Regions from separate parts of the Homo sapiens genome. Here region 2 is linked to region 1. Evidence: chromatin loops called from intact Hi-C (ENCODE). Cell type or tissue: HepG2. All regions are shown on one strand. Each heading gives the region's core, and the rest is flanking DNA. Links, peaks and the distances in the headings are about the cores only. Region 1 overlaps LINC01331 (long intergenic non-protein coding RNA 1331). Region 2 overlaps LINC01331 (long intergenic non-protein coding RNA 1331).

Region 1 (15,732 bases), core at 6,636-9,135:
GAAACTAACAAGCAAAACAAAACCATTTCTTGTCTAATCTTATGTCCCTAGCAAAGGTGCAAACGGAGCTATCAGTACTGCAAAAGATAGCAATCATATTGGTAAGCAGGGGTAAGCATGTTCTTGTTTTAAGCTTACTTTAGATATCTACCCCCTTAGGGACTGGTTTCTTGGAAGAAGCAAGCAGGGCATTTGCCAAAGCTATCAGTTTCTAGATATTCAATACCTGGCTTTGGTAAAGCATGAAGGGGAACATTCCATCAGGGCAAGACTGAGATTAAGACATAGAGACCTGATCGAGAAACAGATCAGCGTTTTAACACACCCAGTCAAGGGGAAATGAAAGGCTTCCCTAGCTGCCCCATTAACTGCAAATCCTCAGGCCAACCGGGGGGCAAATGACAGAAGGGAGAGGCTCCACAGAACACCATTAAGCAGCTGCAAATTGAAACATTAATCTCTGTGATTCGGCTTAAAGGAACACCAGTTCTCTAGTTGATGAAAATGCTGATAGGCTCCATGCTGGGAAAGTTCTGGTTAGAAGGGTGGCCCTCCCTTTGGGGAGCTCCAAGGACTGGCTTGGGGGATGGCAATTCCCATGGCAGCATCCAAGCATTTTATTACAATCGCAAAGGGGAATGCGTGGTACTCCTTTGGAAACACTCTCCTGGAATTTGCAAATATTTTCAGCTCCAGCAACTTAATGGCTTTTCTCAGAAGCACCAGATGAGGGAAAGGGATCCTCTTCTGCCATGATAGTGCCCATTCTTTGTGTTGAGCCCTAGAGAAGGGATTGGGAGTCTTGTCAAATGAAATGTGGGCTATCACACACTATCTGTACGCTGCTGCCCACGGAGCTTAAAGCAGATTGCCTGGGTCTTAAAGCAGATTGTCTTCTTCCCTCTCAGAGCTGGGACTGTTTGTGTGAGGGGTTGCTGGATATGGGGCTACTGTTGGGGCTCCAAGGCTTCTCACAAAGGACTCTGCCTCTTTGGAGTCGAAATAAATTAATGGGGTCCCAGGCCTGCTTCAGAACATTCTTGGTACATAGTAATATCTAACAATGACCACCCACTGTCTATGTTCCCGCATCTGCTCCGAGTGCTTTATATGTATTCATTCCTTTGAATCTGCAAAACCTCTCTGTTCGGTATTGGACACTGAGGCAGAGACTTTAAGTCACTTGGTCAAGGTGATCCAGCTTACAGAGGGTAGAACCAGCATTTGAACCAGGCAGCGAGGTGTTAGCCTGGGATATACCACTTCTCGTTGTGTGCACCCAACTGTTAGTCACTGACTGGTAGGCTGCTGTGGCTGGTGGGGCCTCTGCTCTGCAGAGATTGCCCAGCCACAGCTTACCTGACCATGCGGCTGTCTGCATGGCACCCACTTCTGCATCCTCTAGGCTGGGCTCTGCTCGCCAGTCCGGACACCCTGATTCTCTGTCCAGCTGCTTTACTGGACTATTCTTACTATTACAGCCTCCAGTGCCTGTGCTCTATCTGCAGGGCTGGACTCCTTCCGGTGGGGAGGGAGGACAAGCTGTGACCCCCTGGACACCACAGTTGTCCCTTTCTTCAACAGTTAGCTGGGCGCTGCCCCACTGTGTCCTCAGCTCAGCTACTGAACCTGCTGCTGGCTCATGAAGCATCAGAACTGCGCTGTGCTGGAGTGGAAAGAAGAAGGCTTTGGGGCCGGTGAAGTGAGATTGAATGCTATCTCTCCAATGGATCGGCTGTGTGACCTTCATAAGGTCATTCATCTTTCAATCGGGGCTTCCCTTGGAAGAAAAGATGAGCTAACCTTTATGAAAGCACTTGACACAGGGCTTAGCACACAGTAGGCTGTCAATAAATCTTAGCTCTCCCGCCCTGCCTTCTCCATGTGAAATACGGCTATTCAAAATAAAGAAGTGTTAGCCACAGGCCCTACGAATTTTATGTGTTTGCTCAGCCCCCCAGGGGAGGAACTGTGAGTGTATGTGGGGTCGATGTATGAGCGGGTAAAACTGGGCAGTGTATATACCAGGCTATTAATAATGATGTGGCTCATATGTTTGAAATTCAAGGATATGTTCATACAAGACCTAAGTATGTTTTTACAGCTCCACAAACCATTCATCCACCCCAGCATAACTTTTTTAGTGCCGGTTTTAGAATTGTGATGTTTTCTCTTTTCTCCTTAAAAAGCGATTTACATTGCAGAGCAGTTTCTGGCCTTGGCATGCTGTGGAGTTAGTGCCTGGACATTTCTTTTCTTTAACTGTTTATTAAGGATGAAGAATCTAGCTTGGAGATATCTTAAATCCTACGAATTTTGTCAAAAATTCAGCTCCAACCACTTTTTGAGCATAAAGAGAAAATAATTGGTTTTAAAATACGTACATAAGTTTAAACGTTGGGATCCCTGCCGAGACCTGGGGAGGAATTACGGGAATGTCAGAACCTGGAGAATTCCCAGAAAGGCTGGGATGAGGCGCTCCTGGGGCCCTTGAGGAAAGGCTGATCTGGGTGGGAGCATGAACCCAGCTTGGTTTAGGGTTTTCCAGGAAGTGAAGGCCTGCAGTGCTGTCTTTGGCAGCCCAGATAAAGGGAAATTTCATTCATAACTAACTTCTACCTGAATTTGAGTACGCCATGGGAGAAAATTATGGCTTTGGGTTTTCTTGCCAAAGTGATTTGAATTCCATCCAGTTCTGTTACAATGAAAACTGCCCTCCATGATTGGCTAGATGGTATATTTAACATTCTCATTACTTGCAGGATCAGGAGCTGCCAATTTGAGTCCTATCACTGTGATGTTGTAACTACTGATGCTCCATTTTCCAGATAAAAAATAGAAAAATATTTTGAAAAATGTGTAGAGCTATCTATAAACAAGAAGCTGACCTAGGACACATAGCTTTTGACCCCTTAATGGATTATTTAATTTATTTATTTCACTACTGTCCTCTCTAGCCCATTTGACTGCTGCTAATTTGGACATGGAAGCCAGTGACTTTACCACTGACAGCCAGCAGGACAGGCTTCATGGGCATGTGACCTGTGTAGTAACCCATGGCCCCATCCTTGAAAGCAGCCCATATCTGGTTTAATGCTTTGCTGCGGGTGTCTTGAAATTCTTAATACTTTTTGAAAAAAGGGGCTTGCATTTTCATTTTGCAATGGGCCCCCAAAATTGTGTAGCTAGTTCTGATGGCCAGACTTACCCCTGTTCATTTGCCTGGCTAGGTGGCGATTCCTTTCTTCCTTCCCTCCCTCTTTGGTCCATATATGTCACTTTGACGCCCTTTTGTTGATGTAGATGACTGTTTTACTTCTCACAGCCTCTATCTGCTATCTGGGAGGTTTGGCCAACTTGGGAAGGGTGAGGGCTGTGAGTGCACAATCCAGATTTGAGTGGGTGGCAGAACGCTCTGATACTCAGGAACACATTGCATCTCTACAGGGAACCTGTTGTGTGTCTTGGAGTGAAGACTAGAAGTGACTGTGTCGTCCACAGCTATGAAGACCTGTACATCCACTTAGGAAGGTGTCAGAGTTGTGGGGATGGCAGTGGTCAGGGGCATTATTTTGAAAGTAAAAGTAAATAGAACGGGATGTTGAGGTTGATGAAGCCCCAGAACTGCAGTGAGTAAAGATCCATCTTGATTAAGTTGCACATGCAGACAGGGGACATGAAGCCAGGCCTTTTTATTTGTTCATATTGGCATACCCTTACTTTTTAGTGAGGCCCTTGTTGTTCCTTCATGCCGACATGTAAGTAAAATTGCTCTGGGTCTCAAGATATAACTGTCTGTCATGGCTTCTTTAGAAAGGATTTTTGAGTAAAACGTCAGGGCCAGTTTGGATTTCACAGTGCCAGGAATCAAATTCCTGGTCAGTGTGTGAAGATTGAGGACTTTGGTCCCATAGTCACACACAAGTGCAAATGAACATGTAAGCACAACTGGATATCATAGAAATCTGGATCACAGAAAGATGGACAATCGGGACTAAGCTAGGACTGTGCACTCCAGAGGGGTGACTGGAGCTAAATCCAGTCTTCATCTGGGGGATGTGTCTGCCCGGAGGTATTGCCTCTTAAACATCCATGCTAATGGGCCAGGTGTAGTGCCTCATGCCTGTAATCCCAGCACTTTGGGAGGCTGAGGCAGGCAGATCACTGGAGGTCAGGAGTTTAAGACCGACCTGGCCAACATGGTTGAAACCCCGTCTCTACCAAAAATTACAAAAATTAGCCAGGCGTGGCTGGGCGCGGTGGCTCACGCCTGTAATCCCAGCACTTTGGGAGGTCGAGATGGGCAGATCACGAGGTCAGGATTTCGAAACCATCCTGGCTAACGCGGTGAAATCCCGTCTCTACTAAATATACAAAAAATTAGCCGGGCGTGGTAGCGGGCGCCTGTAGTCCCAGCTACTTGGGAGGCTGAGGCAGAAGAATGGCGTGAACCCGGGAGGCGGAGCTTGCAGTGAACCGAGATCGCGCCACTGCACTCCAGCCTGGGCGGCAGAGCAAGACTCCGTCTCAGTAAAATAAAATAAAATAAAATAAAATAATAAAATAAAATAAAATAAAATAAAATAAAATAATAAAATAAAATAAAATAAAATAAAATATAAAGTAAAATAAAAATAAATAAAAATTAGCCAGGCGTGGTGGTGTGCACTTGTAATCCCAGCTACTCACGAGGCTGAGGCGGGAGATTTGCTTGAACCCTAGGGGATGGAAGTTACATTGAGATGGCACCGCTGCACTCCAGCCTGGGTGGCAGAGTGAGACCCTGTTTAAAAAAAAAAAAAAAAAAAAAATTAACACAAAGGCTGACAGCCCTCAGAGAGATTCTTCATCTCGAATTCTACCATAAGAATTAATTATTTTTTTTTCTGATTTTAAAGGCAAAAATTGAACTTGGTATAAAAGCTTGAAAATAAGTGAAAAAGAACAATAAAAAGTACTCATAATCTCATAACCCAGAGATGATCATTGTCTTCTTTTTTTAAAGGATTTTGTAAAGGAGTAAGTCCTCTGGGGCATTAAGGGATGATTTTATATACAAATTTTATGTCACATTAGCCTGTAAAAATTCCCCTCTTGTGTATGTGAATAGTCTTGAGAGATAAGTGTCTTGTAAAAATGATTTTGTGTTTCTGCAAACTTGTTACTGGAGACCATGGAATTTCCTTTTTCTTTTCTTCACTGTGGTGGAAAAAGATGTTCGTTAGATTTGGTCTACTTAAAACTGAGAACTTACAAGTAAAAATCCACTCTCCTTTTTTTTTTTTAGGAGGGAAATGATTATGCAGGTGTTCAAATGAGGTTTTAACTGCATATGCAGAGACTCTTAAGCCAGTGGCCTTCCTGTGTTTGTCAAACTAAACTTTGGATTGTGATTGTGCCGAGTTTCCTGTGCTGCTCTTATTAATAGATCCTGTGGATAAGGATCTCACAGACCTATCTTTGAGTGGCCAGTGTATTCGTGTTAGGGGGGAGAAGTGATTTTCATATGGTATGTTTTTTCCTTCTTTAGTTAAAAAATCATTAAAGCCTTTTGTGTTCATATGACTTGAAAGGCAAGGGGACCTATAGTTAACTTGAGAGTTAAATTATAACTTCTACCTTCTGTGTAAAGATAAAGACTCCTTTTTTAAAAAAATCAATGACCAAGTTGGTTGGGTGAGGGGTGTTTTCTCATACCGTCTGCTCTTTCTACTTTCACCTGCTATCCCCTTCAGCCTTTAAAGAAAAACACTTGATGTGTGAATGTGGATGAAAATGACTATTTGGTTTTTGTTTTGTTTTGGAGTTCTAACATTTATTCAATTTAATTCAGCCACCATTTCTGCATGGATAGACACCTACCTGGTGAGCTGGAGGTGCGGGGAGGATGGAATCACAGGCAGAAGGCCCACAGTGCCTGACCTAGAGGGGTGTTGCCGCTCCAGCTGGGTAAATGGAATCTTATTCCAAGATATAAAGGATACAGTTGTTTACAATTTCCTTAACCGAGGAGCATTTGACAGGGATGATAATATTAGGGTAACTGACTTCACCTGCAGTTTTTTCTAAGGGCTAAAACTGAGCCAGAGGCCTCTGTTAATGGAACTGGATCTATTGTGAAATTACATCAGGTTTGTTGGGGCAGCAAACATGAGGTCCTCTTTGTCATTTTGGGGGTTTGAAGCCATACCAAGGGCCTTGGTCAGGATGGGCCCCAGGAACATCTAGGTTGATTCTTTCCCCACTCCTTTCACCTAAATTTCCTTAGAACTGTGCAGAGTGTGTATAGGCCTATGATTGACACCTCTGGGATGAGATGGGTCTCTAGTCCTAGCCCGTGGGTGCAGGTAGAGAGATCATAGTGACTAGCTGGGGCCAAATCTTCTACTGGGCTCCTTGAAACTGCCACAAAGGATAGGTCAGAAGTTCCTGACCATCGTTTTAAGTTCTGGTTGGTTTGACCCTTTTGGCTTTTTTGTCCATCTGATGAATGATCACCAAATTGTCACAGAACAGAAGCTAGACCTTCTTTGGAAGTATTATTTTGTTTTGCTTAACATGCCTTTGGAGTGATAGCTTTCCATTTCTGGCAGCAGAAGTGAAACACAGATTAGATAGCTTGTGCCCATTTAGATAATATGTTGTTTTGTTTTGGAGTTCTAACATTTATTCAATTTAATTCAGCCATCATTTCTGCACGGATAGACACCTACCTGGTGAGGTGGAGGTGTGGGGAGGATGGAATCACAGGCAAAAGGCCCACAGTGCCTGACCTAGTGGGGTGTTGCCACTCCAGCTGGGTAAATGGAATCTTATTCCAAGACATAAAGGATACAGTTGTTTACAATTTCCTTAACCGAGGAGCATTTGACAGGGATGATAATATTAGGGTAACTGACTTCACTTGCAGTTTTTTCTAAGGGCTAAAACTGAACCAGAGGCCTCTGTTAATGTAAGGTTCATAGGGAGTTGGTACCTAAGCCTTTTCATTTAGAGACCTCCATCCTTAGCCTCTGAACTTACAAGCCTTCTCTTAGCTCATAGGTCTTTCTTAATGTAATCGATGTGTTTCAGAAATGCTGCCTGAGATAATTTATTTTTGTACAAAGCAATTATATTTTTATAGGCAACAGAGATGCTTTTTCTTTAAAAGAATCAAGTTGTGCACTATTTTCTAAAAAGAGCTGTGAATCTCCATTTTATCCTCTACATCAAGTCTTTTAAAGTAGGAAATATATATTCATTAACAAGTAGGCTAACAATTATGCATTAAAAATGATAACAACGTATCTGATAATTATGTGTCTTTTGAAAAACAAACCTGAAGACTTCTTCTGAATGGCACATTCTCATCTTGGAAGAGGATATTCTTTGAATAGTGTTTTGTTGTCGTTGCCCTCTGCTCTTCTGACAGACGGTTTTGCCGTGATTGGTGGTATTTTCCTATCATGTTCCATTTTCAAATGTTAATCATTAGTCATTCTTCATGACCTCTCCATGCAGCCGCCAGAATATAATTATTAAGGGCTGCCTACTTGCACAATGATGGGGAGGGGATCTGAGGGTTACAAATGGCCCAGGGTCATGTCCCAGGTCAAAAAAAGATGAAACGTTAGTCTAGTGATCAGCCCCTGGGTCCTGGGAAAGATAGACCTCTAAGAGCAGTGGAAACTGAGAAGGAAGAGTGTCTGCATGCACTCAGGGCTCTCAGAGCCCCCTTTGATTTGTTGCCCATTCCACACTAAACTCTGTTTAGTAATAAACAGAGTTCAATGGCCAGAGTCTAGACAAACAAATCACGGCCTGGAAAACCCTGTGTTTTGATGACATGTTATGTCTTTACAGCGTGTGGAGGATGGAGCCAGCTTTGAAATTCTAATGCATGGTCTTTGTGAGCTTGCAGCAAATCAGAGAGGCTGAGTCAGGGAGACAGACAATCAGGCCCTGCTCTGGCCAAATTAGAAGGCATTCCCCACTTTGTGGCTTGTGATTTTCCTGCTCTGTCTTCCTCCAGGCATTAGGAAGCTGTCGTGAACTTTAGTGAAATGTGAGAGGTTTAAATATTAATATTTCTGAAGCCCTCAGGGTAGACTCAACACCTGCTTCCCCTGCACAGCTGCCCTAAACAGTTTTCACTGGAGAGACTATTTTTCTCTTTAAACAAAATATTTTATCAAAGTTGGTTTTTAATTGAGCCAGGGCGCCTTCATGTTCACTGGCTAGATTTATCTCTGCCATTTGGAGGGGAAGAGAAATCTCAGAGCTTCCTCATTTACTTGCTCTTTCCTCCCTCGCTCCATCAATGGAAGTAGAGCATCAAACAGGGATACCTTGGCAAGCTCAGTGTTAGCAGCACAAAAGACAAACACTAAAATCTCATTTCTGTTGGGACAGAAACAGAAAAAAATGCTAAGGAAGGGCTGAGCCTGCTGAGTTCCCTGTAAAATAATCCCTGGAGTGAAAACAGCAGCTTGTTCTTCTTCTTTTTTTTTTTTTTTTTCGAACATGTGCCTCTTATACAGTCCAGGATGATCAACTGTGTATACAATAAAGAATGCTTAGAAAATGTGACTGGTAGTATTTTTCTGTTAATGTATTTGAGCTATTTTCATTTTAAAATAATTCATTTCCAGCATGTATGGAGGGAGGTTCTTTTACAATTATTCAAATACATTTTTCCTTGCAGGCATTGAATTGTTTACTCAATGTTAATGGTTCCTTACAAATATTTACTGAATCTCTCTGTAAACTCTCGTCTAAATTAGACCAGAAGGTTCAAAACTCTAACTCCCTTTTGCTATCCAGCCTTTTAAGGTAATCTTTCTGCTGGTATCTGTACAATTAACTGAGAGCATTTTAATAACAGGGAATAATAATTGCTGTTTGCTTATCATCAAGAGGAATTTCCCCCTTGTGAATTTACTTTTAGGAAGACTAGATTGTTATGTAGCACGCGGTGATGCTGATAAGGACTTTAATTACTGTGTGAGAGATTTTGGTGGACGGGGAACAGGAATTTGCAGTGTTTTTGCTCATATTTTATGGAGAATTGAGAATCCTAAATTTCTGTAATTGCTGAAAATGTGGGAACTGCTAGAGTAAAAGGTGTTTATATAGATAGCCATAAATCTACAAAATTGTTTATGTGTGCAACAAAGTGTGCAGATATGAACAAAGGATCAGGTGATAAAAACCCAAAGCTTATGTTTTTTGCTACTCTTTTCAGAGAAAAGACTTTGTCATGGACATAAATTAATTCCTCTATAGATTTTTCTTTTGTAATAGTGTATTTTAATAGAATGTCATTTCCTTATATATTTTTGTTAAGAAACAAAACATAGCCAGGTCTATATATTAATTTAAATTTTAATTGCAACATGAAAGAACAATACCTGATTCTACTCTAACATTTACACCAGAGGTGACAATGTTCGTGTTTTCAATAACTTAATGCCTTTGTTAATTAAGTTTCAGGGATCAAGAACTGTATTAAATAAGCTCAATTAATATATATGCATAAATGTGTGATGAAATAGAAACATATTAAAACTATTTCTACATTACTGCATATATTCGTCAGTTTAAACTCTGAAATTCAAGGGATTCTTTGTCATCTTTTATGTGGGAAAGTAGATGCAAGTCATGTAGCTGCAGAATGTCAAAGGTAGGAGGTTTAAGAGTTCACTAGCCTGATCATATTAATTCATTCATTTCTACATTTATTCAACAAATGAAGGCCCACTATGTGCTCAGTTCTGGCATCACCATGGTGAGCAAAGTAGACCAGTTCCCTCTCTCCAGAGATGGATGTTGGGAAAAAGTGACATGATCAGATCTGCATTTTGAAAAGCTCAGCCTCATTTTCTTTGAAGTTTTATAGATAATTATATAATTCAGGTAAACTACTGGAATAGAACCTTTTAATTCTAGGAAAATTTAAAGAGTGACATGTATTCAGTGATGAACTATAAGTTTCTGAGAAGCTTTCTAATATTACAGTGGTTTGTATTATTGTTGTGTTGCTGAAGTTAGAAAAGAATGATACTATAGATAATTCCCCCTGACCCACATTCTTTTTCTAGACCTATTTATTATTACATATAAATTCCATACATTTATTGAACATATAAATTCCAAAATTTTTGATGGCTTAATTAATAGTTAAATAATGCATCAGAATTCACAAACAGTTGAACTTAATCTTTACCGTGGCACTCCATTCTCCTTGGTAGCTGAAAATGTAATCTTCCAAACTCAAGGGAAACAGTCCACGTAGTGATGACCCAGTCATTTCCTGCCTAGATTTAGTCATTTGCAGGGTTCTGCTCTCCTCCCTTTCTTAGGGGTGGCATCTAAGTTCACAGATGGGGAGGGGTTGGTGGCACTTGCGGAATGGGTTTGGGGAATCCTCTGGTTCTCTGGCCCAGGGTTGGCACTCTGCAAGGTGTTTTCGGCCCTCTGGTCTTTAAAGGCTATTGGCCTCAATCCCTCTGGATTGTGCTACTAGGTCCACATGGTCTGTCTTAGTCTGTTGGGGCTACTGTAAGTAAGCACCCAAAGTGGATGGTTTATAAACAACAGAAATTTATTTCTTAAAGTTCTGGAAGCTGGGAAGTCTAAGACCAAAGTGCTAGCAAATTTGATATCTGTGGAGGGCCCTCTTCCTGGTTCATAGATGGTGACTTCCTGCTGGCTGTGTCCTTACATGGCAGAAGGAAGAGGGGGTCTCTCTTGGGTCTTTTTTTTTTTTTTTTGAGACAAAGTCTCGCTGTTGTCACCCAGGCTGGAGTGCAGTGGTGCAATGTTGACTCACTGCAACCTTCGCCTCCTGGGTTCAAGCAATTCTCCTGCCTCAGCCTCCCGAGTAGCTGGGATTACAGGCGCCTGCCACCACACCCGGCTAATTTTGGTATTTTTAGCAGAGACGGCATTTCACCATGTTGGCCAGGCCAGTTTTGAACTCCTGACCTGAGGTGATGTGCCTGCTTTGGCCTCCCAAAGTGCTGGGATTACAGGTGTGAGCCACTGAGCCTGGCCTTGGGTCTTTTTTTTTTTTTAAGGGACTTAATCCCTGTCATGAGAGTTATATTCTCATGACTTAATCACCTCTCAGAGGCCCTACCTTCTAATTCCATCACCTTGGGGTTAGGATTTCAACCTAGAAATTTTGAGGCAATACAAGCATTCAGATCACAGCATCACCTCCACTTACCAGACCCCCACATTCTGCATTCATCTTGTTCCAGTCAGGAGACCCCTTCACATCTGTGGCCCTTTCTCTGGCTTTCTATAATCTGGTTGTGGGGGAAGGACTCTCCACAGACACATGACTGGCTGTCTGTGCTTCTTCCCGCTGGATCCTGGGGAATAAATTTGCTGCACAGGCCATGCTGCTCTGGGAACCTGGGATCTCCTCACTGAAGTTACCTGAGGCAGGGCATGGGGGTGGGGCATGGGGAATAGAGCAGGTAACTCTACTGCTGTCCTGCTTCATTCTCAACACTCTACTCCCACTCAGAAAGATTTGTAATCTCCCCTCTCCCCAGTGGAGAGAAAATGGTTTTCTAAACCATTATTCATGGATAACCTTTATATACTGATTCCTTCAGGGCTTTGGCTCTTGATATTCAGATCCAAGCATTTAGACCTCAGAAAGCCTTTTACTGTTAAAAAGCCTGGTTTTGCAAATCAGAGGGTTTTGGTTTTCAAGATTATTGTCTTTACTATGAGTTTAAAAAATTGTTATTTTGAAATGTGGTTGCTTTATTTGTTCTCATGTCTTTTGCCCTCTTCCTGGCCATAAACTGCAGCCTCAAAGTACAGTTTTAATGGAGGAAAAATAGGAGGCAGGGGTTGTAGGGAAGGCTGTAAGAGAAGGAAAGTGAATGGGTCAGTGATTAGAAAAATTTACAGGCCAGGCGCAGTGGCTCACACCTGTAACCTCAGCAATTTGGGAGGCTAAGGTGGGAGGATCACTTAAGCCCAGCAGTTTGAGAACAGCCTGGGCATCAAAGGGAGGCCCCATCTCTACAAAAATTTTTTTTAATTTGCTGGGCATGGCTGCAGTGAGCTATGATCACACCACTGCCGTCCAGTCTGGGCAACAGAGCAAGACACTATCTCAAACCAAACCAAACCAAACCAAATGAAAAAAACCCTCAAAACCCATCAGTAGTGTTTCCCATGACCAACTCTGCTGTAATTAGAGGGGGAGCTATACTAGAACTTCTTTATTTTGTATTTATTCAGGGCTTGCCCCACTCTTCAGAACCACTGTGATGTGCCAGTTTGCTTTTGTTTACAACTTTCTTAGCAAGGTCTTTATTGAGGCCAGTTCTATATCTGACCAAAATTTATAACCTAATTTACCCTGAAAACTATTCTTGCTTCTGCTTTCTATGCCTCCACAGTGGTTTTAAAATTTGCCAAGAGTGAAATCTCACCCTAAAGCCTTTTTCTTGAAAGTGATTCCTAACCCTGAGGAGTGGATGATTTACATCACTCTTCAAAAATCATTACACATAATGTAGGATGACATGAGATGTGAACTGCCAGCCATGAAGAGGAGAACACAATGCCAGGATTTGTAAAAATGAGACTTTCTTGATTCAAACAAAATAACCATTACCAGATTACCACTGGGGGTCAAATAATCTGTTATCCCTACTACATTTCAAGCCATTGGACACTCCACTCAGCTCTCTAATAACTTGACTCTAAAGAAAAACCAAATAGCAACCCTGTCTTGAGCATGCCTGGCTCAGATTGGGTGTTGAGAAGTATCTGTTGACTGTCTGATGGCTTCTCACAGAACGAGCAGAGCTCCCGGAGCTGTGAGCATTCATTGGGCATCATCCAACCACCTCGTTTTTCAGGGAAGAACCCAGGAGGCACCTTGACATAGGAAACAGGACATGGGATCTTCTTCTGTGGGACTAGTGTTAGCCAAACCTTGGCACCTAGATAATTTTTTGGTGACTATAGGAGAGAAAGCCCTGCTCTCCTCATTCTGTGGGACAAAGTTTTTCTGGTGTCCCCAAGGATACAGAGCCCTTCCCCATTACAGAGCCCTATACAGAGCCTGTCCCCTACCCAGAGCCCTATACAGAGCCCTTCCCCATTTAGAAGAAGCATGGAGACTGAATGACAAGTTACAAAACCAGCTACAGCCCAGGCTTGTGGCACTTGCTGCCTCTTTCATTGAGAAACAATGTGGTCTAAAAGAGTAACCCTGAGTTCAAATGTTATCTCTGCTCTTTCTATAGCGTGTTTTAAATAATAATAATTTCTAAAAATATTTTCCAAATATGTAAAGTTATATGATCATATTGAATATGTTTCTTCAAACTATATGCTCCTCCTCATACATTTGTGAGTTGCCCATCCCATGAGGAATCACTGAATTAGAGTTTTTTAATGGACCCCCATGCTTATCTGGAGTGGGAGCACATACTGTGGAATAACATAATCAATCTGAATGTCATTAGCATTCATTATCTTTAAACGCATGTAGGAGACAGCTATATGCTTAGGGCACTGTCTAGATGGACCCACAGCCTTTGATTTCTGGCACCTTGCAAGTCAAGATGGTTCTGCAGTAGACAGGCATGAAGGAACTGGTATATTGGCAAGATCACATTGCAGTTGAGACATTTTCATTGTACACAAGCATAGGGAAGGAATACTTGGGATTGTATGGAACATACTGAGTAATGCAGAGAATGAGAATTGGGTGTGGAGATGGGTAGAGGTTAGTTAGTCTGGAAATTCTCAAAGGTGGTGATTGGATTTGGGAGCTGCTCCAGAGAAGGGAAGGACACAAAGAGGGCTGGTCCAGCTAATCAGGGATAAATCCAGGTTGGGATGGAATAATCAGATAAGTCATGATCATTGGATCATGACTAATTTCAAAGGTTAGAAGAGCCCTGGAGATCTTCTGATCCTACCAATGAATGAAATATTTTACACATTTTGTTCTGGTTCTAGGCTACAGGGAGAAATAAGATAATTTCTGCTCTCTAGATGCCATCAATCCAGCATTTGTGTGTCAGAGTAAGTACAGTACAGAGTGTGGTGTGTTCAGAGGAGATGCAGAGCTAGATGGAGGGGCAGGCACTTGGGGAAGCTTTACAGAGAAAGAAACATTTACAGATGAGGAAACTGAGGCCCAGAGAGGCAAAATAAATTGTCCAAAAACACACAACAGAGAATTAACAGCTGAGATCACAACCCAAAACCTCCATCCTTCCATAGGATGGATGATAGGAAGCTATCATCCTTTCAGGAGATATTGCTGGTTGCTGTGGGTCTGTCTGAGGAAGGAAAAAAATCACAAGGGAGCAGGGAGCCATGAAACACACAGGGAGTGGCTCTGGGGTTTCCTGACAACAAACCTTGAGCTTGGGGCTTGGCTTAGGACACAGAAGACCTGCATTCTTAGGATCTCTTAGATGAAGCTGAGAATGAAGCCCACACTGGAGAAAGTTGAGAGATGAAATCCTGGTGACTTCATTTGACCTTTGAATCCAGCTATGTCTGAAGCCAGTTCATGGTCTGAAGCCAGTTCTACCCATGTGTGATAAGGAATCTTACAAACTTGATGGCCTCATCCTGGGAGACATTTTTGTATAATGATGATGGACTGGACTAATTATTAATGATTGGATGGAATTATAGGAATGTGCCAGCCAGCATCTTTTGTAGTGGTGTATTGTTTTGACTTAAGAGATCTCTGTTAAAAAACCAGAGGGTAGACTATGACATTCTGAAATATATGTCTGGTCTTTGTTCAATTTCCTGACACATAGACCTTAAAATCCTTGGAATCTCCAGAATAATAGGAGTATTTTTTACATAGAGTATCTTTTGCTCTCTTATTAGAGAGCTGGTGGCTGGGAGCCGCTAGATGGCTGGTCACAGGAAAGACCAAGGCGTGGTTACAACATTGGGACTTTCAGCTCCATCCCCAACCTCCATGAAACGGAAACGGGTGGAAGGTTAAGTTGATCATCAATGGCCAATGATTTAATCAATGATGCCAGTGTAATGAAACTTCCATAAAAACCCAAAAGAACTGGGTTTGGAGAGCTTCTTGACAGTTGCATCTGTGGAGGTTCTTGGAGGATGGTGCTCTTGGAGAGGGAAAAGAAGCTCCACATCTCTTCCCCGTACCTCGCCTTATGTGTCTCTTCCATCTGGCTATTCATCTGTATCTTTTGCAATATCCTTTATCATAAAATGATAAATGTAAGTAAGTGTATCCCTGAGTTCTAAGACCTGCTGTAGCAAATTAATCAAACTCAAGAAGGGAGCCATGAAAACCCCCGATTTATAGGTGGTTGCTCAGAAGCTCAGGTAAAACAACCCAGGGCTTTTGATTGGCATCTGAAGTCGGGGGCAGTCTTGTGGGACTGAGCCCTCAACCTGGGGGATCTGACACCATCTCCAGGTAGACAGTGTCAGAATTGAGTTAAATTAGGGGATACCCAGCTGGGATCAGCTGGAGAATTGCTTGGAGGGGAGAAGTCCCCACACATTTTGGAGACCAGAGGCTACACAAGCATTCTGTGATGTGAGGGTAAAGTAAGAGAGCCTGAGTTTCTTTGTTCTTCTATCATCAGACCATGGGATTTGGCTCCATTCAGTCTGAGTTATGACATACTGCCCCAGAATCTTGATTAGTGCAATTGAGCAGATGTGGCTGCCTTGACAGTGTTGCTCTTCCTGGCCTTT
Region 2 (16,030 bases), core at 5,166-7,665, 92 kb after region 1:
AGACAACAGAGAGACATATGTTGTTATTTGAACATGCTCTCAGAGGGCTGTGCAGTCCCACCCATGAGGGAAAATACAGTTTTCTTGGTTATTTTGTTTTTAGTGATTTTAAGAGCTCCTGTGGTATCATATGTTGACACCAAGGAAAGGTGTTTTATTGACCCACTCTTTACCAGGGCCCACATTCTGTGTGAGCCAAGAGAAGTGGACAAACAGCGGCTTCCCCTACCCCCTACTTCCTCTGCCCCCTCCCTGGGTTGGGGGGAGCAGGAAGCAATAGACAGCATGTCTGGGCGGTGGGGAGAGGTGAAGGGATCAGGGAGGTCTGTAAGAGACAGGGTCACACAGTGTGGCCTACAGCAGAGCAGAAAAGACTTGATCTGGGAGAAATTGATCTGAGAGGGAGGTTGCAGCTCCCATCTGCTTTGGCCTTAAACCAGGATTGGGGAATGACTGATTTAGATACAATTTAGTTGCTATGGGTTGAATTGTATCCTCTTAAATATTATATACTGAAGTCCTAATGCTCAGTACTTCAGAATGTGGCCTTACTTGGGACTAGTCATTGCAGATGTAATTAGTCAAGTTGAGGCAGGTGAGGTCATGCCTTTGACCTTGTTTTCTGGGCAATCTGTGGCCGTCCTCTTCATTTCTTATTGCTTCTTCTAGGTGCTCTGCTTGCCTGGCTATAAAATGGCTCTAGACCAGAAGGATACTCAGGAATTGGCAAGAAAAAATGAGCACAACTCTCTCCAATATTCGTTAGAATTCACAGCTGTACCAAGAGACACCTTTGATTGGACTAAAGGTCACCCAGGACAAATGTAGAACACTGCAAATGAACTTTGAGTTCCCATGGTAGTTGATCCTGGGAGAATATTGCAGGCATAGTATGATTAACTGAAGTTCCCATGAGTCTAGCAATAGGTTCAAATAAATGGGAAGAAAAAACTACACTCAGAGTTCCTCCTTTTTCCTAGGAAAAGTTTTTTTATGGATGCATTAATTGGACTTCACCCAGATGCAAAGCTTATAAACTTAAGAGTATGGCAAACATTGGTTGATTTCCTGAACATGCATGGGAGAGATATCCTTGTTATCCTTGTTCTCCAGAAAGGCACGTGAGGCAGGAAGGTGCATACTGCACGAACTCAGTGTGCCATGCTGCCAGAGTCAAGTTTCCTAAGCAGATTTTCTTCTATTCTTCATGCTTTCAATTGTTCTTCTCAGTGCCTAACAGAGACACAGCAAGTGCAGAAGTGGGAGTTAAGTGGGAGGAGGAGGACAAAGTCAGAGTGGATTGTTAGACCAAGACACAGGCTTTGGAAGTATCCAGGGGTAACTGACAACGTGGCTCCATCTTTCTCTGAGGTTAGCGTCTTTAATTATTAAACACAGAAGCTTCATCAACATTTGGACTCCTTGGAGACAACCAGCAATTATCTCAAATTCTGTTCCCACTGCCACCCCTCCTCAACTTCAAAGGAAACTCATTATCAGGCCCCAAATTCTTCAAATTACTTTCCCATCATCTTAAATTATGTTTATAAGTAGTTCATAATGAGAGTCTAATCTCACCCTTCAGATTACTAAAGAAGCTCATGGTAGATAGACTGTGATAAAATTATTCCAAGTCAGGGTGATTATCATTCTTCACAAGAAGATTTTATTCACAGGTTTGTTAAAATTTTAGAAGATATTTTATGTACATATATTTACAAAAATAATTTATACAAACTTCTTCCTGACTTTTATTTGCAAATTAACATCCAAATGAGACTTCTTTTCAAAATGCAATATTTTATGTCTTGCTGATGAGTCATTAAGAAACATATTAAATTGTAATGAATATAATGAGCTTGTCTTTGAGGTTGCCAGTAAAATATAGTCTTTGTTTTCTAGAAGATTGTCAACTATGTCTTTGTTTTCTAGAAGATTGTATTTCATGTAACAGAGATCAAGACGTGCCTGAGATTTCAAGCCCATATTCATAGTCAGAAAGCCTAATTCATTAATTTGAAAAGTGTTCCTATTTTGGTTTATCCTTGACATCAACAAAAGAAAAGAAAAAAAGTAAATAGAAAATAGGCAGGTGGAAATGGATACAAAGTTGTTAGGTGTCATATTTTGTTAACCAGGATGTTTTTCAATGACTATTTCCAGTATTATTTCTTAAAAATTTAAATAGATACTAGATGGTTAAAGTAGATGCTAAGATTTTTTTTTTCTGGAAATCATCTTTATATTGAACAAAAGATTCAAAAGTGCATCAGGCTGCCCTTGCCCTCCTGAAGTCTTTCTTCTTCTCTACCTCTTGTTTCCCTTCCTCACAGTTGCCTGCATTCTCAGACAGGCTCTCCCCTGTGGCAGTGAGGTATTGGCAGCTATTCATTGTGTCCTTCCAGGCTGCAAAGGAGCAGATGGCCTGGGGGTGGGGGAGGTATGTGAGAGGGAAGAACAGGAGTCTGACTTTAAGAATTTCAAGATTTACAGGGACAGATAGCTACTGAGTAACAATTACAATTATGATACAAAGTGATATGATCAGTTAGGATACGCAGAGGTTGCAATGGCAGCATGAGGAAAAGGAATCTGATACAACTGGAGGAAGCCTAAGAACATTAAGTGGCATCCATCAGACAGACAAATTTGTAGAGTGGGTAGACCCCAGGGAGTTGTCAATAGCATGATGCCCACTATATGTGTAATAAAGAGTTAGGCAGTAAGTAGATGGAGTGATGGATCGGTGGATAGATAGAATCTATAGCTCAGCTTTTTGTAGATCCCATCCTCAGGAGACCCTTGGATCCTGACCCAATCTCCTTATGCTTATGGTTGTTCTCTCATGCTTTACTCCTTGTTCTAATTCTATAATAAAGTCAGAAAAGTCACTTGGGGAGGCAGAAGCAGGGAAAGGTTGTACTTTACACAACTGTGGAAAAACTGCGATTAAAAAGTTTAAAAAGATGATATAATACCCATAAATCCTTGTGCATTTCTGAATATATCTGATTACCTGTTTAGGATCAGGCAACATAATCAAAATGGAAACGTTGCTATGTGAGCACATTAATTTTTATCCCTGAACTCATGGCACTAAAGACTAAATCACTGGATACAGATAGGAAATGCAGAAGTGCTTTGGAAGCATAAAAGACTACTCCCAAGGAGGAAGTCAAAAGACATTCAAAAGGGAGAAAGACAGATACAGGCAAAAGAGGTAAAAGGCAGGTGGAGGGCTGTCATCATTTCTCCCTATTCTCTGGCTGCTCATGTGTGAGCAGCCTACTATGGTCCTGAGTAGCCCAACTAAAAGGGGCATTATAAAGAGATAAGAGGCCCAAATAGATGAAAAGAAACAGAAAGTGGAAGGAAACATAGAATGGAAAGAGGAGAGAAATCTTGTTTGGTAAATAAATTATAAAGCAGTTGATGATTCATTTCCCTAACATCAAAGTTAGTGCGTTTAACTGAGGTAATCCTACTGTGATTCTTGCTATGGGGTCCCCATTCTACAGTAGAGAACAGCAGCCGTCACAGGTCACTTCTTAGCCACTGCAGATAATTCAACCAGAAGAGCCCCAGTTACAGAGACATAGGCAAGAAGAAAGAGTAAAGTGTGTTTGCATTGTGCACAGACAGTATTATCATTAGCATGATTATTGTTTGAGGAAAACCAAACAGAGCAAGAAGAGCCTGTATTTTTTCACTATTTATGGAATGCTTTGCTAAATACAGACACAACTGTAAATCATTCTGCTTCTAGGGCATTTCATTTTGTTTGGATCCTATTGGTTTCCTGACTGGTCAGAGAAACCTCTTGCAGTCTGTCAATTAAAACACAGTATCACCTCCCTAATTGGTCCTGATGGTTGTAAAGAGCTGTTTGAATTCCCAAAAGGGCCTGAATAGCAAAAGAAATGTAATTCTATTACTTTAATGCCTACGTAGTAACTCAACTAATGGCTATAAAATGTTGCCAACAGGGGGACCGTAGGGACTTGGAATTATCATTTTATCAAAAAGCATTAATGGATGTTTGTATATAGAAGATTAAAAGAAAAATGTACTACATGGCTAAATTCTAAATAGATTAGATTAATTTGTTTGTAATAAGCATACAGGTTGAAGAGGAGAATACATCCTGCTACATGGTTGGATACAGTCTGCTCCTATATGAAATTTGAAAATTCCCTCTTCTTCCCCAATGTTTAAGACATTTATATTACTTTTGTTAAGTCCTTTTGGGGATCGTCAGGTTCTTCAAACTTCACCTTCTTTCTTATTGCAGAACCTAAAATATTACCCTGTTTCTCTTTCTTCCACCAATAATCCACTCCATGACTTTGCTGTGTTCTTCCCAATAGGGTCTGTGGAGTAGGTTTTCATCTAACCTGTTCCTCATGTTCTCTGAAGACAAACGTGCAATCTCTTGTCATGTATTGATTTTGAAACAGACAATAGCTGAAATTGCAAATGTGGGAAAATTATGAATGTTCAGACACATAAAATTATTCGAATCACAACCCCAAATACCTTATTTTCTCAAACAGCTGTCATAAGCTCTCTAATAATGTTCTTTTTTTCCTCCCTCAAGTAATCTAGGGGTCCTCAAGGAGAGGTTTACAGGTGTCCCCAGGCCCTCCTGCCTATGGATCTGAGCTGTCCCAGGCTGCAGCTCCTCTTCCCTGTTCTCCAACCTGGAGTCACTCTTGCTGAGCTTATGAGGCTTGTCAGGCAGGGCAGGCACAGTTGTAATCACTGAGTGCCAAAGTTGGCAATGGCCTCTGGCAGAGTCAGGAAGAAGGGCTCCTGTCCTTTTGTGTCACACTGTGTTAGATGTGGGACATGAGCCCAGTGGGCTAAAACATCTATTGAAACAGCTACTCAAGTTTTGTTATGGTGCCTCTCCCTAGGACCTAAGCATGTGGTCTAAGGGATTGGGCTGGGCATTGAGTAGAGACCACTTGCTCCATGTAGACCCCTCCTACACCCTCTTTGAATTCTAAGACTTCGTTACTCAGCCCTATTCCTGGCTTCTTCCTCTCTTATAATGAGCTGTCTCCTGGGGGTACCTGCGTCTTCCCTGAGAGTGGAATTTTGCCTGGTACTCCACTAGACTGTAATGTGCCCAGATCACACACTTCCCAGCAGCAGGTGCAATGCTGGCTTGTTCCCAAGAGGCTGCTCATTCCCCATGCACTAGACTTCCATCTGGCCCAAGCCACCAGCCTAAGCCAAGAGAGGCCTGGACCCTGCAAATGGATGGCAGAAAACCCAGGCTCAAGCTGAGATCCTCTGCACAGGCATGGTCTCTGGTTCCTGATTTTGAAATAGTAATTGGAAGACCTGGCTGCCGGCCCTCTGCTGTCTGTTTTCTTTCTGATTATAGGGCTCACCAAACTCTTCCGAGAGAAAAAGCATACATTTTGAAATATTGAGTTTTGACTCTCTGTGAAGGCCTGCAGAGGGATGTCAGGGATACCTGAATGGTTGCTGTCTGTTGCCTTTGGCCTCTGCTGTGTCACAGCTGTAACCCTGCTTGGGCATTACCTGAAAAATCTCAGAAGCGTAGTCTTCTACAGATTTCTGGCTATCTTCCGACAGATTCAGAATTTAGTGTGATCTGAGTTGGTAAGATTTTCCTAATTTCAACTTTCACATCAAGATGGTATGCAGCAAATTCTACGTGATAATTATTAAGGATAGAGCAGATTTCAGCTTTGTGACTAGAAAAATACAATCCAGTCTATTCATATCTTGAAAAATTTCGAGAAATTTTCTCCTGTGCAGAAGAAACCAACTTCAGAAGTCACGAATGTGTTAGACAAAGATAAGAGCCAAATCTAAGGTCAATAAAATATTTACTCTGACAGCTGTCAAGTTTGCATTTGTTTAGAACCTGAAGTTATCTGTCAGTTGTCTATGAAATTCACTGCTTTAGCTTTCAGTTTCCCAGATTCTCTTCTATTTGTTACCATTTTTTTTTCTAGCTTCCTTTCTTCAAAATTCACCCACCATCTCTCATAGCCCCACTCCCATTGTGATTTCATCTTTCCCTGTGTCCTCAGAGGTATCAGAGATGCGGCAAGGCAGGCTGTACAGTGCTTGGTGCCGTGGAGCATTTTTTACAGCAGGTTCTGCAAAGTTGACTGTAGATTTAAAGCAACCTTTACATCCTATCTGAAGTGAGTTGATTTATGAGTCAGTGTTTGGTAAGTACTCAGAGATCCTTACATTAAATGCAAGATCCAAGTGCACCGTATTATTGCTTCACTTATTTGTCTTTTGTAAAGCACCTGGTACCATGACAATATTCACTAAATAAATAACAAATGAAACACACTTCCTTCTCTATTTTAATAATATACTATTCATGCAATTTTTTTTCCCAGAACAAAGGATCATTGTACGGAGTTGCTCTGCCAATATTAGGCTGATATCTTATTGCAGGCAGAGTGAAGAGATAAAATGGCATGACACAGGAAAACTGATAAAGTTTCTTTTCAAAACAAAGGAGAACAAGGCAATAACACAAAATATGATAAGCCAAGAAATGATTCAATAGAATTAATACAAATATGAATGTAGTTCCCTTGATATTTTAATGCTTCTCTCAGTTATAAAACAATACCCACATGCCCAGAGGAAAATTCAAATTATAGTTTCTTGATCAATTCTATGTTGTTTTTCTTTAAAAAAAAAAAAAATCTGTTGTCTTCTGCTATGATTCTGTCCTTAGGAAATCATACCAGAGATGTTTAACAGAGAGCAGAACCATTGCCAAACATTTCTAGTGGGAACTGAGCTACCAGATATTTTCCTCAAATTATAGAAAATTGCCATTTGTAAAGTCCACATTATATTTAGCTTCTTAATTTAGGATTAAACATCTGTAACTTATTGTTAGGACATCCGGAGAGTTTGCAAAATTCTATAATAGGAATATTGTCTCTTTCTTTAGTCCCATGGTGTCTCCAAAGAAAGTTGTTTTGGTCCCATTTGTAAAGATTTACTGATGGTCAAAGGAACCACTATGTAATTTTAGAGTAAAAAAATTGCAATGTAATTTTGACATGTTTTCACCCCAAACTGCCACCAGTTGACCAAGGATTCTGATGGTGGTCACCCTTTAAGCTGCCTGACGTACCCAAGCTGGGATCCAGTGGAACAGAAGGGGCAACTTTATCTCTTTCCCCAAGGGCTTCAGCTGGAGACCAAGATGCCGCAATAACACAAGCCTTGGAGAAATTTAGGAATGGCCATGATTTCCCCCTGTAGGCTCCACTAACAGTCAACTAGGAAATAGTACAACTTATTCTTAAAACATTAAAGAATGGACAGTGATCTTTTAATGACTAAATTTAGCTGAGGGGCTTAGAATTTCTGAATGATCAAGGGCAATGTAATAGAACTTGAGTCTTGCATTTACAAGCTTTTCAGATTAGCTTTAGTTCAGTTTCTTCAAATATGGTCAAGGAAAGCTTCTGAGAAGACACCACATTAAAGCTGAGCTGTGAAGGATGATGAAGATGATATAGGAATAAAATTCAAGAGGAGGTTTTCTGGCTAAAGGAGTAGAGTGGGTAAAGCAAAGCAGTGGGAAAGGACATGTGCGTTTAAATATTCGTCAGAGCTCCCCAGCGGCCCTGGAGGTACACATGAGGCTGGAAACATGTTACAACACTCTGTTCTCCCAAACTATTGGCATTGATGTTATTTCCCCTGGAAAGCCTTCTCTGAAACTGGATCAAGTGCCCTTTCTCTGCTTCTGGATCCCTCTGCCCTTGTTCCAATTTAGTTCTTAGAGCAATACATGCATTTATTTATTTTTTCTTATTTGACTTCCTCTCTCTGGTTTAAGCTCTTTAGAGGAGGGTCCTTGTCTTGACCACTTCTGCCTTCTTACTGCCCTAGACAATGCTTGATAGGTGCTCAATGAATATTTTTTGAACTGAATAAACAATGCAAACTGTTCCTTAAAAGATGCTTTTAAAATGTTTTAAATTTTGTTCAAAGGCCTTAGACTAATTGTTTTAAAGGCATAAACCATGTATTAATAATGAATGTGAATATATTTTATAGTTAAACTATTAAAATAAACTTACTCTAGACCATTATAGAAAGAACAGAATGCAATACCAGATGGGTACCTTTTGGATCCACCTGAAGGATTTCAGCTGTCAAATTGCTAAAAGTACCTCTTTATAAAGGAGTTTCATCTATGTGATAAATTGCTCATACCAGGGACTATTAAGATAGCAATACAGTAAGTCCTCACTTAACACTGTTGATAGGTTCTTGGAAACTGCAACTATAAGCAAAATAGTGTATGACGAAACCAATTTTACCATAGGCTAAATGATATAAACAAGAGTTAAGTTCCTACAGCATATTTTTGGTCTCAAAACATCGAACTTCCAAATAAACACCAATATACTTTGGATATTAAGCATTGAAATAAATTTGAGTTATACATAGATTTAAGATTAATACAAACAAGCAAGATAATTGTTCAACTGCTTATTCCAGTTCAGGGTCGACAGTGGCCAGAGCCTATCCCAGCAGCTTGGGGCACAGGGCAGACACCAACCCTGAACAGGACACTTTCCCATTACAGGGTGCACTCACTCACCCACCCACACTCACTCAGGGACAATTTAGACACACCAATGAACTGAATGTGCATATCTTTGGGATATAGGAGGAAACTGCAGGACCCAGAGAGAACTCACACAGATACGGGGAGAGCATGCAAACTCCACAAAGACAGCGGCTCTGGGGAGAAATCTATTTTTTTCCTTCTCATCAATGTTATAACGAAATAATATTGAATGAAACATTATTTGAAGACCTGCTGTTGAAGTGGGTAGAACCCCTATAATCTGCCCGGGAAAGACTGTGTTGGAGAGAACTTGGACTTGGGGTCAGAAAACATGAGACAGCTCTGGAAATGGCTATGGGAACCTGAGAAGCTATTCAGGCCCTGATCTTCAATTTCATATCCACACACTCTCAAACAGAATATCAGCTCTGCTTGCTTTGCAGAGTTGGGAAGATAAATTAAGATAATGTAGATGTGAGATAATAAACTACAAAGAATTCTCCTTTTTATCATAATGGTGCAAGAAACAAGTTGAATTGATATCTCAAATCCTAGAATGTCTTTTGTTCACAAGTTCAATAACATATTCCAGACCTTAGGACTTTTGATTTGATAAGGAATCCGTTGATTGTACCCTTACCTCTTTCTAACCTGATAAGGAAAGGAATATAAATCACCAGTAAAGGAATGTAGGGTTATAAAATTTATCCTTGGCAGGACACTGTATACCCTCTGGTATTTAACACCAAATCCCAGAGTCAGATTCAGCCTCCAGGTAGTTTTTGTGTAGAGCTTATTAATAACTGCATGGAAATATCCAATGGCAGGTTCTGGCCACAGTTAAGTTGAGTGCTGGCTGGACAGATGAGCTCTGCTCTCCAGCACATTTCTCCCATTCTCTGCTCTTTTCCAGGATGTCAGGGGGTGGCTTTTGCCAACATGTTGAAAGGCCTGGCCAGTTTTCCTTCAGTGCTGCTCAGACTAGGTTACAGGGAGGGTTGGCATGTTCACCAACTCTATTTCTACACTGACTGTTCTGACAAAATTTAAACCTGATAGGGATTTGTCACTCCCTGGTGGCCCTTTGCCTTAGTTTATGACAGGCTTATTATCTTTGATCTTCCAAACCCAGGGAGTAGAGGATGGGTGTTTGATTTCATATACCAGGTACCGTCGACTTTAATTATCTTCTTGAAATCCGTCCAGCATGCAGGGATGAGGAACTGAAGTCCCAAATCACCCTGTAGTTTGGACAGTCTCTAAAACCAGAATGTGCATATATAGTTTAGTTATGCAGTATTTGTCAGGAAAATGCCATATTTTGCTGAGTTGTGATTTTCTGATATGCCCCATTTTAAATTAGACCTTTTTGTGTGTGTGGTTGATTTATAATTCTGACAGAGAAATAGCTATAAAATATAAAATATGTAACCAGCCAGGGCTGGAACACAGCCATATAATTTCTCCATTTGCTCTGCTGAAGTTGGTCATATGTAAATCCTCTTCTTTGCTTGGTGGCAGAGTCCATGGATGGGAAAACTGGAAGAACATTGTAGAGTGGGAGTTAGTCATATCATGTTTAACAGCATTAAGAGTCAAATATTTTTTCTCAATTTCAAATAATTTCTCTCTTAAATTTTGGTTAGTTACCTGGGTCCTGAACTAAATATCATTTAGTTCAGTCAACTGTGGAATTAGAGCTTGACAAAAAAATATATAGCCAGGCGGCCAGGCGCCCTGGCTCATGCCTGTAATCCCAACACTTTGGGAGGCTGAGGTGGGTGGATCACAATGTCAAGAGATTGAGACCATCCTGGCCAACGTGGTGAAACCCCATCTCTACTAAAAATACAAAAATTAGCTGGGCGTGCTGGCATGTGCCTACAGTCCCAGCTACTTGGGAGGCTGAGGCAGGAGAATTGCTTGAACCCGGGAGGCACAGGTTGCAGTGAGCCAAGATCACACCACTGCACTCTAGCCTGGTGACAGAGCAAGACTCTGTCTCAATATATATATATCTATATCTGAATCTGTAAAATTAAAATGGTGATATCTGTCCTATCAGCCTCATGGCCAGGGAGGGAATCCTATGGTGGGAGGGTGTAGTGGGTAGGGTGTATAAAACAGAAGGCTCTCCAGAGACTGTAATGTTCTATAAATGTAGTGTATTGTCATCACTTGGCCCACAAATACAGATATTTGAGAAACTGATAAAATGCGGTTGAAAAGGAGGCATTGTGTTGTGCCCAGAGACATCCTGTGGCTCATGGGGAGGGGATAGCCATCATAGGCTGCCATATGGACCTCAACTTACAGGCCCCCATGGGGACAGAAGCCATAACCTTAATTTTGGAGATTGGTTCAGTGTAGGAACCACATTCAAAAGTCTTCCATGTATAAATTCAGAGAAAGTGATGAGCAAAAAAGTTAGAAGCCGGTGGAGTGATGATTAGACATGCATTTATTTGCTGTACTCTAATGTGGGGTTTGAAAAAACTGGTAGACTCTAACAACTTTGTCAAGATGCCCTTCCCAACTTAAACCATTCATTTCCTCTTTCTTTATCCCTTACACTCCAACTGTGGAGCAGCCTGTGGCTTAGCCAGCAGCCAGGCATGGAATGGGGGTGGGGGGTTTGGGTGTGGGAATGAGTGTGCCTATTCTTGGAAGCTGGAGTCCGGGGTTTGAGTCTAGACTGCACCTCTACTGAGTAACTCGGAAACCATGGACTATCTAATCAATGCAGTTTGCCTGCTTCATTTATTGTGAAGCTCTAAGCAAAAGCTCTACAGAAACTGTAGAGTCAGCCATGTAAACTAATATTATTATTACTATGTACATCAATGTGCATGAATGTGTGTTTATCAATGAAATAAGCAGAAGGGAGAAAGGACGCCATATTACATTTTTACAAATTGGCTGCCTAATTTGCTTCTTAGTTAAGCACATGTCAGAATGCTTGGCTGCCTAGTTGTGGTTGTGAAGGATGTGTCTAGAAGTTACTGATCAAAATACACCCAAGAGCTCTGCCCTGGCTGCAGAAAGGGAGGCAATCTTCCACTGGTGATTTTCACACTTTATATTTAGCAAAAGTAACTTTTTTCAAAAGTCTGTTTGATTGTCAAGAAGCTTTTCAAAAACATCTTCTGTAGGAACAAAAAGACCAAACCTTCCTTCCTGCCCACTTCTACCCATAGGCTCTCTCTCAGTTCTTTCTTCCCCTCCTCCTACGTGCTCTTTCTACCCTATTCTTGCTCTCCTACACGCCTGCTTACTGTGTATTTGTAGTCCAGAAGTGGCAGCTGCCCACACAGATGAATTCAGTGGGTCAAGGGAGACACTGTATCCATAGGAACCTGAAAAGAGCCAGGCAGCCTCTGCTGTCCAACCCACGTGTCTGTGATGTGGCCAGACTGGCTGATGAAGGAGTTTTGCTCCAGTTATGACACTTAGGAACAGACAGGGCAGAAACTGACAGCTTTGATCCAGACCCTGGGATGTAAAATGTGCCCAGCAGGAGCCATTGCGGGCAGTTGTCAATCACTTCCTCTTAACCTGCTCCTGGGATCCTGCCTCTGGCTCCAAGCTGAACACTCCTAGCTCCTGGCCAGGCTGGCTATGGTAGGTAAACTAGAAGAGAACCTGAACTGGGAGCTTATTTTTTCATTCAACAATGATCAAACATGTACTAAACACCAGATACTGTGTAATAGTATGTAGTAGTAATAGAGGAAATATTATATAATAGTAATAGAAGAAAACCCAAATAAATAAGATATGGTTCTTCCTTTTAAGAAGTTGACAGTTGAATGGGAAAGACAGAAATGCACACAAAAAATTATAATATGTGACAAGTGCTACTTCAGAACCAAGCATTGTGGGAACCACAGGAGGAAGTCACAACCTCTGCCCAGATGCAGGGAGGCATAAGAGAGGTGTTTTTTGGCCAGGGTTGTGAAAGATGACTCAGATTCTTCCACATGGAGGAGATAAGCATGGACATTTCAGGCACAGGAATTTGCAAGAAGAAAGGCAGCGGAGCATGAGGATGTTCAAGGAATTGTGAGTGTCTAATGTGGCCGAAGCAGAGTCTTCAGTGCGGGTGGGTGGGGCAAATGAGAGGGGACAGGTTGAATGAGTCACTTTGGAAAGGGGCTTGAGAGCAGTGCTAACGGGATTGGATGAAAAAAGGAGCCAAGGCAGATACTGTAAAAATACCTTTCATTATGAAAATCTAAGCCTGCAGAAAGTCTATTGCTGGTATTTATGCTAGTGACATCATCAAATCTGTGTTTTGGATGGGAGCTCTGGGGCAGTGTGGAAATGGACTGTTGTGGGAGGATGGGGAAGCTGAGTCAGGGAGGTCCATTAGATGGCTATTGAAAAGCTATAAGAAAGAAGTTACGAGAAGCCACAGTAAGGCAGAGGCAGGAGGACTGAGGAGCAGCTTAGTGGGGTGTTAGACACAGTAAGGCCCCAGGGACTGGTTGGGGAGAATGGTTTGGGGAGTCAGCAATTTTCTAACTTAATGGATGAGGTGGAGGGATAGGAGTGTGAGTAACCCATCTGGAGAGCCAAAGCCCAGAAGGAAGCTCTTGGGGAGGATGGGAGAGCTTCTGACTCTACTTTCCACTTAAGACAGCAGTTCTTTGTTAGCTGCTGAGTTCAAGGGCTCTGAATTGGGAAAGGCCAGGGGCTGAGCTCAGCAGGCCTGTATCTTGGGACTAACCTTTAAAATATTTGAAAACAGCTATTTAGCCCTCCCTTGGCTTTCTTATCACCAAAATAAAGCCATCTCAATTCCTTTAATCTTCCTTCCAGGGCCTTCAGTAATTTGGGTTGATCTGTTTTCTTTCCTCTCACTTAAAATGCAAAGCCCCAGGTTAAAATAACACATGAATATTTCTCAAGTTATAGATGTAATTATATTTTTTATGTTTGCTGTGTACTCTTTAGTGAATATTACTTTAATTCTCAGCTTTAACACTTTATACTTATTAAATATCTTCTTTTGCTAAGAAAAGTTTAAAATTTTTAATTCATTATTTTTCACCTGCTCACTAAATATTTCCTCCCAACAATATGCTTGCCAGCCCTCCCCTTGGTAATCAATGTCTTCTCAGGAGCCCCTGTGGTGAGCCTCCTCTTTTCATGACCTATTATTACAGAATTGCTACATTGCCATTGAAAGCAATGGCAAAAACTGCAATTACTTTTACACCAACCTAATATTTGGGTAAAGTTCCAGACTCTGATTTCATTAAGGAAGGACATCCCCCTGGCCAAATGTCAAATAAAGGAACAAACACAGCCTGTCAGTACAGTGGTGGTCTGGGGAAGTCTTCCAGGAGGTCCAAAGACTGAGTTTGCACTGGAAGAAGGACTGTGCTGGTATCTTGGAGTTATTTGTCAACATGGAGAGAAAACAGCTCATATTCTTAATTATGTTACAGTTGGAAAACATTGACTGAACAGTATCTGGCCTAATCATTTTAGGCCTTCTGAATACCCTGCCTGACAGGTGAAAGAAAAAGACATGGAAATTTTAGGAAGTCCTGAGTTTCATTCAAAGGTATTCATGAAGATGTTCCCTGACCCAGAGAATTCTTAATAGTTGGTCCTGCAGGTTACAGCTTGGAGGGATCTCCTTTCAGCCAGCCTTGCTCCTTCCAGAATGGTGCTGTCACTGATTCAAAGCCTCCTGGGCCAGAAGAAAGTGCCTAAGATGCACCTCCTTGGTCAGAAGAAGGTCCCTCCCCTGGGTCTTGCTACCTCCCTGGGCTCTACCAGCTCAACAAGGCCAAGTTCCTTCGCCGCATGGCCTTGGCATTCTGCTGGCTCCCTGGCACCTTTCCCTTTGCTGTCCAGGATTCTTTGATGCTTTCACTTTCTTTTTTCCTTTCTCCTTTCCTCCAGCCAGCCTTTCTCATCTAAACCATGTAACTCAGAAATATTTTTTAAAAATTCTCCCAAGGATGATAAATAAGTATCACTCTATTATAGAAGTTAATTCATTTGATACAATGGGCATTAAGGCTTAATTCTACTGTGGCAGTTTGGTTGAGAAAGACTGTTGGGACTATGGAATATTTTTTCACCATGGGGGCGGAGAAACTCTAGTCCCCTCAGTCTCACTTCTGTCACTGATGACAGTTGTCTCAAATATTCTGATTTTGTTGGGAATTCTCTCTGATCTATTAATACCAAGGGCTTAGGTTTTTAATAAATGTTAGGGAGAAAGAGACTCTCAGTGTTCCTCCCATGCAAACTCCTTCCCTGATACAATGGGCTCAGGATTTTACATTGGGGAATTTCTTGAATTGGGGAAGGACAAAAGAGGAGAAGTACTAAGGGAGAAGAGAGTCAAGAGATTGTCTTCTTATCACCTTTAGATGAGAGCTATCTTAAAATATATCAAGTCTAGTAAGTGAGACAAGAAGTAGTAGGCTTGTCTTACTTCAAAAGATACACGCGTTAAAGTTAATAATGCTAGTTGCTGAAACTGATGCCTCTCAAATTTCAATCACTAAACAAAATAAACATTTATTTCTTGTGCACATCACAGGGAGGATGGGGGTGGGGGTGTGTCTCTGTTCCACACAGTCATTCAGGGATCTAGGTTTCCTCATCTTGGGCCTTGCCCTCCTCCCTGCCTCCAAAGTCCCTTGCATTCAACTGGCATATGAGGAAAGAGCAAGGATCACATGTGGGAGGATATTATGGACCAAGCCTGGTGAGACGCGTAACACCTGGCCTACATTCCACTGGTGAGGACGCAGTTCTCTGGCTCCAGCCAACTGCAAGAGAGCCTGGAAAAGGTAGTCCAGCTGTGTGTCCATGAAGAGGAAGAGGACATGGGTGTTGGTGGTAACCAAAGTTTGGATGTTTGAGGGTCATAGATTTTGGCTCAAAATGAGATGCTAATTACTTGTGAAAATTAGTATGCTCCATGGCAGGCAACCTCATGAAGTAATATGCTTGTTGTTACTAGAATGTTGGTTGCAGAACAAATTCCTGCCATTTCCACTTTGGAGTCATGTAATTACAGTTCCCAAACAGCATAGCAATTCTTCCTACTCTTTTGCTTCCACTTTCCCTGTGGTGCAAAATGTTTGGTTTATATTACTGACCAAAGAGTGGGCCACATGGCTTTACCTCTTCTGGGGAAGGTCTTTTTAATTTTTCTCTTTTTTCTTTTCTATGATAACAAGCCGGAGTATGGATGTTTAGGTGGCCTTGGTTGTCAGCAGGCAGGGCCCGGGGGATCTCTGTGTGTGGGGAGGCTGAGCCTGCCCATTGCTGGTATACATGCCTCTTGGGGCAAAAGTTATCATGGTCCTTTTACATCAATAGAGCATAAGTAAAGGAGAGCATAATTACTATAAGGGTAACATTCCAGGATCCTAGTATTTTAATATTGGAAGA

The links. A loop is a pair of places that touch in the nucleus more often than their neighbours do. Peaks named below come from ENCODE experiments on the same cell type or tissue, not always from the same donor. Only the 100,000 strongest peaks of a DNase experiment are listed, where the experiment ranks them.
Region 2: it touches region 1 in a loop (8-fold over the local background); 3 of 110 quality-filtered maps call a loop at or near these places.

What each region holds. Positions count from the first base shown.
Region 1 is chr5:74,492,468-74,508,199 of GRCh38, reverse strand. All of the region lies in intron 2 of LINC01331 (long intergenic non-protein coding RNA 1331), which reads left to right. Among named protein-coding and RNA genes, the nearest start is that of LINC01331, 36 kb to the left of the region's middle. In HepG2, for the core only: no CTCF peak of the experiment used is centred there; a DNase peak (open chromatin) is centred at 7,639; H3K4me3 peaks cover 1,918 bases.
Region 2 is chr5:74,398,673-74,414,702 of GRCh38, reverse strand. All of the region lies in intron 2 of LINC01331 (long intergenic non-protein coding RNA 1331), which reads left to right. Among named protein-coding and RNA genes, the nearest start is that of LINC01333, 85 kb to the right of the region's middle. In HepG2, for the core only: no CTCF peak of the experiment used is centred there; a DNase peak (open chromatin) is centred at 6,282; H3K4me3 peaks cover 765 bases.